Linked DNA regions of Homo sapiens: region 1 is linked to region 2. Evidence: read pairs that join two places in POLR2A ChIA-PET (ENCODE). Cell type or tissue: PC-9. All regions are shown on one strand. Each heading gives the region's core, and the rest is flanking DNA. Links, peaks and the distances in the headings are about the cores only. Region 1 overlaps LOC105376861 (a long non-coding RNA gene). Region 2 has its middle 4.8 kb from the start of ELOA.

Region 1 (4,468 bases), core at 159-4,158, 92 kb before region 2:
ATTGTGCCACTGCACTCCAGCCTGGGTGACAGAGAAAGACCCTGTCTCAAACACACACACACACACACACACACACACACACACACACACACTTATCCATTTGTCATTAATTATGGTTAATTAATAGGATATACATGTCACCAATTTTTTGAAATTTGCTTTATGGACCAGAATATCATAAACATTCATAAAAGTTGACACTGACTAAGTTCCACTACTGTAAAAAGTCTGCTATTGCTCTCACAGGATTTGCAGAAAGGCAGATGTTGGATTTAAACATTATTATTCCCACTTGCAGAAGAGATGTCATCTGCTTTTAAGGAAAAGCTATAAACAGAAATTTGCTGTTGTGCATTAGAAATGCAATCTGAGGCCAGGCGTGGTGGCTCATGCCTGTAATTTCAGCACTTTGGGAGGCCGAGGCGGGTGGATCACCTGAGGTCAGGAGTTTGAGACCACCAGCCTGACCAATATGGTGAAACCCCGTCTCTACAAAAATTAGCCAGGTGTGGTGGTGGGCACCTGTAGTCCCAGCTATTGGGGAGGCTGAGACAGGAGAATTTCTTGAACCCAGGAGGTGGTGGTTGCAGTGAGCCAAGATCACGCCACTGCATTCCTGCCTGGCGACAGAGCAAGACTCCGTCTCATTAAAAAAAAAAAAATTAAAAAGAAAAAAAAAAGTCCTGGGAAAAAAAACTATTACCATAAAATCTGAAGGTCTGAGAAAGGTGCACAGAATTGTGGTGAATCTTATTTACTACTGCGGTCTTAGCACCTAGCACCAACTTGTGCCTTAATCACAGCAGCCATCTCTTTTAGTAATTTGGAGAGAAAGGAAGAGGAAAGAGGGAATAGTGTTATCATGTAGCAAAGAAAGCATTCTCTAGAGTCAGATTTGGGTCTGAACTTACCTACCATACATGATCTTAGAAAAGTTATTTAATGTCTCTTAAGCCTCCGTTTCCTCATTTCTCAGATGGAAAGAGTAACATTTATGTTGCAGAGTCTGATTACTCATGAAAAGTTACTATATATCACAACCAATACAGAAAATATACTTAATAAATGGTAGGGGCTATTGTTAATAATTATTGTAAGCTTTGTAATTGAGGGTGGGTTACAATGCAAAAAAGGAAACATCTTGGTTAAAATAAGATTCCAACTAAGGGTGACCCTGAGCAAAGTCTGTAACAGTTGCTAGTGTTACTCTTTCAGTATTTACTTCATGCCACCAAATGTGCCTGGTATTGGAGACACCACATTCAACAACCAGTTAAAGTCTCTGCCCTTTAGTTTAGACATTTGCCTCAGAGCTGTGCTTGTAAGTTATTTACTTTTGAGAATTTGCCAACAAGGGCTTTTAGGGGGGCAAACAGAGGAAGGAGAGAAGCCTCGTGTCTGTGACAATTAGGAGTAGTAGGGACTGGGGAGCTGGCAAGGGTATGCCTTGCCTAAGTCTTTTTTTCTTGTGCAGTTACTTATTTTTTTTTATTGTTTAAAATATATATAGCATAAAGTTTACCATTTTAATTCAGTGCCATTAAGTACATTCACATTGTTATACAACCATCTCCACTATCCAGAACTCCTTCATATCCCAAACTGAAATTCTGTACCCATTAAACAATAACTCCCAATTTCTTTCCACTCCCAGCCCCCAATAACTACTATTCAACTTTCTTTCTCTATGAATTTGACTATAATAAAGTCCTCATTGTAATAGTTAGGATTCTCCAGAGAAACAAAACCAATAAAAGATGATATATAGGCCGGACCCAGTGGCTCACGCCTGTAATCCCAACACTTTTGGAGGCTGCTGGAGCACCTGAGGTTAGGAGTTCAAGACCAGCCTGGCCAACATGGTGAAACCCCGTCTCTATTAAAAAAAAATGCAAAAATTAGCCAGGCGTGTTGTTGGGTGCCTGTAGTCCCAGCTACTCGGTAGGCTGAGGCGGGAGAATCGCTTGACCCGTGGAGGTTGCAGTGAGCCAAGATCGCGCCACTGCACTCCAGCCTGGGCAACAAGAGCAAAACTCTATCTTAAAAAAAAAAAAAAAAAAGATATGTATATGTATGAAATATGATCTGCTGTCAGCAAGCTGGAGACCAAAAAAAGCCAGTGAGGTGTAGCTCCAGTTGAAGCCCAGGGGCCTGAGAATGAGAGGAACCAATGGTGTAGTGTAAGTCCCAGTCTGAATGTAGAAGAGAGAATTCTTCCTTCCCCACCTTTTTGTTCTATTCAGGCCTTCGAAGAATTGGATGATGCCCCCCACATTGAGGGAGTAATCTGCTTTACTCCCTTTACTGATTCAAATGCTAACCTCATTCAGAAATGCCCTCACAGACACACCCGGAAATAATGTGTAGTCAAATATTTGGATACCCTGTGGCCTAGTCAAGTTGACACATAAAATTAACCATCACACCCACATAAGTGGAATCATGAAATTTGCCCTTTTGTGTCTGGCTTAGCAGAATATTTTTAAGGTTTATCCATGTTGCAACATGTGTCAGAATTGTATATCTTTTCAAGAATGAGTAACTATTGTAGGTATACAATATAGCACATTTTGTTCATCCATTTATCTGTTAATGCACATGTGCGTTCTGTACGCCTTTTGGCCATCACAGATAATGTTACTATGAGCAACATTATTGCTCATTGTGTTAGACAGGGTTCTCCAGAGAAACAGAACCAATAGGAGAGTTTTTATATATATATATATATATATATATATATATATATATATATACACACACACACACATATGCATATATAATAAGTATATTATATATAAATATACTATATAAAAATATATAATTATAAATAAAATAAAATATAATATATTTATTATATAATTTGTTATATAATAATTTATAAGTATATATTATATATTAATATATTTAAAATTATATATGTAAATTTATATATACATAAAAGCTACTCAGGAGGCTGAGGTGGGAGGGTCACCTGAGCCCAGGGAGGTGGAGGCTGCAGTGAGCTGTGATTGCACCACTGCACTCCAGCCTAGGTGACACAGTAAGACCCTGTCTCAAAAAAAAAAAAAAAATTAGGCTGGGCGCGGTGGCTCACACCTGTAATCCCAGCACTTTGGGAGGCCAAGGTGGATGGATCACTTGAGGTCAGCAGTTCGAGACCACCCTGACCAACATGGTGAAACCCCATCTCTACTAAAAATACAAAAATTGGCCAGGTGTGGTGGTGTATGCCTGTAATCCCAGCTTCTCGGGAGGCTGAAGCATGAAAATTGCTTGAACCCAGGAGGCGGAGGTTGCAGCGAGCTGAGATTGCACCACTGCACTGCAGCCAGGGTGATAGAGTGAGACTCAGTCTCAAAAAAATAAATAAATAAAACAAAAATAAAAACAAACATTACCATATGATCCAGGAATTTCACTTCTAGAAATATACTGAAAATAATTGCAAACAAGGAATTAAACAGATATTCACATACCAATAATGTTGCTATGTTGCTCATAAATATATATTCTTGTATATACAGAATATAAATATATATGTATATTTATAAATAAATTTATATTCTATACATTCTATATATAAATATATAAATAAATATATTTATATTCTGTATATACAAGAATATGTATTTATGAGGAACATAGCAACACTATTGGTATATGTACATATGTTTAAGTCCATGTTTTCAATTATTTTGGGTATATTCCTAGAAGTGAAATTCCTGGATCATATGGTAATTTTTATTTTTATTTTTTATATTTTTTCAGACAGGGTCTCACTGTCACCTAGGTTGGAGTGCAGTGGTGCAATCACAGCTCACTGCAGCTTCCACCTCCCTGACATTTTAACAATATTAAGTCTTCTTGGCTGGGTGCTGGGACTCACATCTTTAATCTCAACACTTTGGGGCACCAAAACAAGAAAGATCACTTGAGCCCAGGAGTTCAAGACCAGCCTGGGCAACATGGCAAGACCATTGTCGGCCAAAAAATTTAAAACTTAGCTGGTTGTGATGGTGCATGCACCAGTGGTCCCGGCTACTCAGGAGGCTGAGGTGGGAGGATGGCTTGAGTGCAGGAGGCTGAGGCTACAGTGAGCTATGATTGCACTATTACACTCCAGCCTGGGCAAGAGAATGAGTGAGACCCCATCTAAAAAAAAAAAAAAAAGGCTGGGTGTGGTGGCTCACGCCTGTAATTCCAGCACTTTGGGAGGCCGAGGAGAGCGGATGACTTGAGGTCAGGAGTTTGAGACCAGCCTGGCCAACATGGTGAAACCCCGTCTGTACTAAAAATACAAAAATTAGCTGGGCGTAGTGGCAGGTGCCTGTAATCCCAGCTACTCGGGAACCTGAGGCAGGAGAATCGCTTGAACCCGGGAGGCGGAGGTTGCAGTGAGTCGAGATTGCGCCTCTGCACTCCAGCCTGGGTGACAGAGTGAGACTCTGTCTCAAAAATAAATAAATAA
Region 2 (4,329 bases), core at 252-4,251:
TTGGTTTACACACGAGTGTTCAACACAGGAATGAGATCCCTAAGGTCAGAGGCTATTTACCCATCTTCAATCAGCAACATTTAGCACATAGGTGAGATTCAGTAAGTTTCTTGAAAACTGAAATAATTATTATTAAATTTAAATTATTAAATATAAGGCTAGCCTGACGTGTCATCTGAAAACCTAAGAGGGGCTCCTCAGCTCTCTTATCAGCACTACAGAGCCCTCTGCGAGAGTAACTAAAAGACCCATCCTATTCTGTTTGGGAGATGAATTCAAGGCTATACTAGGGGAGGAGGATGGGCAAGGAGGCTCTCATCTGCTCCGTACACTTTTTTGAATTTTTGCAGCAAGTATAGTCTACTCAGTATAGTCTCGTTCAGTCGCCCAGGCTGGAGTGGTGACGCGATCTCGGCTCACTGCAAGCTCTGCCTCCCGGGTTCATGCCGTTCTCCTGCCTCAGCCTCCTGAGTAGCTGGGACTACAGGCGCCCGCCACTACACCCGGCTAATTTTTTTTGTATTTTTAATAGAGATGGGGTTTCACCGTGTTAGCCAGGCTGGTCTCGATCTTCTGACCTCGTGATCCGCCCGTCTCGGCCTCCCAAAGTGCTGGGATTACAGGCATGAGCCACCGCACCCAGCCCTTACTTTATTTTTTTTTGAGACAGGGTCTCACTCTGTTGCCCGGGCTGGAGTGCCCTGACACATTCACGGCTCACTGTCAGTCTTGACCTCCTGGGCTCAAGTAATCCTGTTGCCTCAGCTTGGGACTACAGGTGTATGCCACCATGCCCAGCTAATTTTTTTATTTTTATTTTTTGTAGAGAAAAGGTCTCACTAGGTTGCCCACGCTGGTCTTGAACTCCTGGGCTCAAGTGATCCTCCCGCCTTAGCCTCCCAAAGTGTTGAGATTCCAGGCATGAGCAACTGCACCCAGTCTGGTCTATTTTTATAATGAAAATAACTTAAAGGTATTTTAATTTTGGAAAAGAGTAATCCTAGGCTGGCTAGCATTAGAGAGATTTAAAACACTGAAAGACAAGTTAAAAAAATTTTCAGGCCGGGCGCAGTGGCTCATGCCTGTAATCTCAGCACTTTGGGAGGCAGAGGTGGGTGGATCACCTGAGGTCCGGAGTTCGAGACCAGCCTGGCCAACATGGTGAAACCCCGTCTCTACTAAAAACATGAAAATTAGCCCAGCGTGGTGGCACCTGTCTGTAATCATAGGTACTCAGGAGGCAGAGGCAGGAGAATTGCTTGAACCCAGGAGGCAGAGGTTGCAGTGAGCCAAGATTGCGCCATTGCACTCCAGCCTGGGCAACAACTGTCTCAAAAAAAAAAAAAAAAAAAAAAATTGGCCGGGTGTGGTGGCGGGTGCCTGTAATCCCAGCTACTTGGGAGGCTGAGGCAGGAAAATCACTTGAACCCGGGAGGCGGAGGTTGCAGTGAGCTGAGACTGCGCCATTGCACTCCAGCCTGGGCAACAACTGTCTCAAAAAAAAAAAAAAAAATTGGCCGGGTGTGGTGGCGGGTGCCTGTAATCCCAGCTACTTGGGAGGCTGAGGCAGGAAAATCACTTGAACCTGGGAGATGGAGGTTGCAGTGAGCTAGACTGCACCATTGCACTCCAGCCAGAGCAACAAGAATGAAACTGTCTCAAAAAAAAAAAAAAAATCAACCATCTTGTCCTCATAGCAGAGAGGAGCCCTTTCATAAAACAGTCAAGTAAGATTCTGCGGGCCTGACAGTGTGCTAAGTGAGGCATGGTGGCTCAAGCGGGCTTCCTCCTTGGACCTCTTCTGCCGAGAGGTCTGCCACTCTATCTTAGCAAGTAGGCAGCATCTGAAGTTGCTTGGATGGTGGTGTAAAGAACAAAGCTTGGAGCTTAGTGACAACCTGGGCTCCAATCCCAATTCCACCAATGCTAGCCATGGCTCCTGATCAAGTTACTTAAACTTGCTGAAATTTTTTCCTCCTACTGTATAGATATCCTGAGGCTTATTAATATGTCAAGTAATTGGCATATAATAGGTCTTTTTGAAAAGGCAGCAATTATTGGGGAAAATGCATTGCCTTGGTAAAGAAAATATAATGTGCTGCTGTAAAGCAAGATATAAAATCCTCCATCTGGCAAGTTTTTTTTGTTTTTGTTTTTGTTTTTGTTTTTGTTTTTGTTTTGAGACAGAGTCTCGCTCTGTCAGCCAGGCTAGAGTGCATTGGCAGGATCTTGGCTCACTACAACCTCTGCCTCCCGGGCTCAAGCAATTCTCCTGCCTCAGCCTCCCCAGTAGCTGGGATTACAGGTGTGTGCCACCACGCCTGGCTAATTTTTGTATTTTTAGTAGAGACAGGGTTTCACCATGTTGGCCAGGCTAGTCTCGAACTCCTGACCTCAGGTGATCCGCCTGCCTCAACCTCCCAAAGTGCTGGGATTACAGGTGTGAGCCACTGTGCCTGGCCCATCTGGCCAGTTTTGTTCTGCACAGCTGTGGCCACTGTTCTCTTCCCCATGGGTTCATGTTTCTGAATTGACTACACTCATCTTTGTTTCACATCCTTCAACCAACATTCAGTTGGTTATTTACTTACGGATGGCATCTTTTTGGGTTTCACAAACTGAATTCACCCTCTTCAAATATAGTAATGGCATGTGGAGACTGCCAGCTCCAGGGTGTAGTGTTTGAGATTCAAAATCCACAACTTTCACATAATGTCTTGAAAGGTGGATGAAACTTTCCACTAACAATTTAAAGATATCAGACCTAGATAACCTCTGAGGCCTTTTGTCAAAAGAGGGTAGAACACAGACTTCTCTCTGCTCATGACAAGCAGTCTACTGAGAATCTGTATTTACTAGGGGGAAAAAAGCTACCGTTAAAATTAAAAAGTAGGTCGGGCACAGTGGCTCATGCCCGTAATCCCAGCACTTTGGAAGGCTGAGGCGGGTGGATCACCTGGGGTCAGTAGTTCGAGATCAGTTTGGCGAAACCCCGTTTCTACTTAAAATAAGAAAAATTAGCCAGGCTTGGTGGTACATGCCTGTAGTCCCAGCCAGTCCGGAGGCTGAGGCAGGAGAATCGCTTGAACCTGGGAGGCGGAGGTTGTAGTGAGCCGAGATAGTGCCACTGCACTCCAGCCTGGGCGACAGAGCAAGTACTCTGTCTCAAAAAAAAAAAAAAAAAAATTAAAAAGTAACAAGTATACTTTGATACTGTTAAACTTTATGGATTTATATAAATTGTATCCAGGTGGAAGCCTGTCTGCAGGCCTTCCCTTAGCTCTTTATCTTGTTTTATTTTTGTTACAGCACTTAGACAATTTGAAATTACCTTACTTAAGTGGCACATAGCGCACTTAAGAGGCACTTCTTATAGTCTCTTCCCAATATGTAAGCTCCATGAGACATCACTGTAGCTAAAACAGTGCCTGGTTACCTAATAGGCGCTCCATATTTTTTTTTTTTTTTTTTTTTTGAGACAGAAGTTTCACACTTGTCATCCAGGCTGGAGTGTAATGGCACAATCTCGGCTCACTGCAACCTCCACCTCCCGGATTCAAGCTATTCTCCTGCTTCAGCCTCCAGAGTAGCTGGGATTACAGGCGCCTGCCACCATACCCAGCTGATTTTCGTATTTTTAGTACAGACGGGGTTTCACCATGTTGGCCAGGCTGGTCTTGAACTCCTGACCTCAGGAGATCCGCCCACCTTGGCCTCCCAAAGTGCTGGGATTACAGGCGTGAGCCACCACGCCTGGCCAGCACTCCATAAATATTGACTGAGATGAATGAAAACTTTGCCTACCAGCATTGTTGTACAGATCACATGAGAAAACACTTGGCAAAGTGCTATAAACAATGCTCATTTTACTGATGAGTAAACTGATACTTAGGAAACAAGTGACACCGTGCCCTCAACCCCAGAAACTGAGAATGTGGTTGTGGTCTTTGCTGAGAGTACTCTTGGAACAAAGTTGTTAGACAAAGTGTGAGCTGCTGGGCATGGTGGCATGCACCTGTAGTCCCAGCTATTCAGGAGGCCTGAGCCCAGGAGTTCTGGGCTGTAGTGCACTATACCAATCAGGTGTCCGCACTAAGTTTAGCATCAATAAGGTATACCCCCAGGGAGCTGGGGACCACCAGGTTGCCTAAGAATGGGTGAACCGTTCCGGGTCGGAAATGGAGCAGGTCAAAGTTCCCATGCAGATCAGTAGTGGGATCATGCCTATGTACAGCCACTGCACTCCAGCCTGGGCAACATAGTGAGACCCTGTCTCAAAACAAAACAAATGTGTGAGCTAAAGGCAACTAGCCTAGAAATGATGGGGGA

What was found. Peaks named below come from ENCODE experiments on the same cell type or tissue, not always from the same donor. Only the 100,000 strongest peaks of a DNase experiment are listed, where the experiment ranks them.
Region 1: POLR2A ChIA-PET joins it to region 2 with 6 read pairs; 9 of 35 experiments call an interaction of 5 or more read pairs at or near these places.

Annotation. Positions count from the first base shown.
Region 1 is chr1:23,828,399-23,832,866 of GRCh38, reverse strand. All of the region lies in intron 1 of LOC105376861 (a long non-coding RNA gene), which reads left to right. Among named protein-coding and RNA genes, the nearest start is that of HMGCL, 5.2 kb to the right of the region's middle. In PC-9, for the core only: no CTCF peak of the experiment used is centred there; a DNase peak (open chromatin) is centred at 2,406.
Region 2 is chr1:23,736,556-23,740,884 of GRCh38, reverse strand. No RefSeq gene overlaps it. Among named protein-coding and RNA genes, the nearest start is that of ELOA, 4.8 kb to the left of the region's middle. In PC-9, for the core only: no CTCF peak of the experiment used is centred there; no DNase peak of the experiment used is centred there.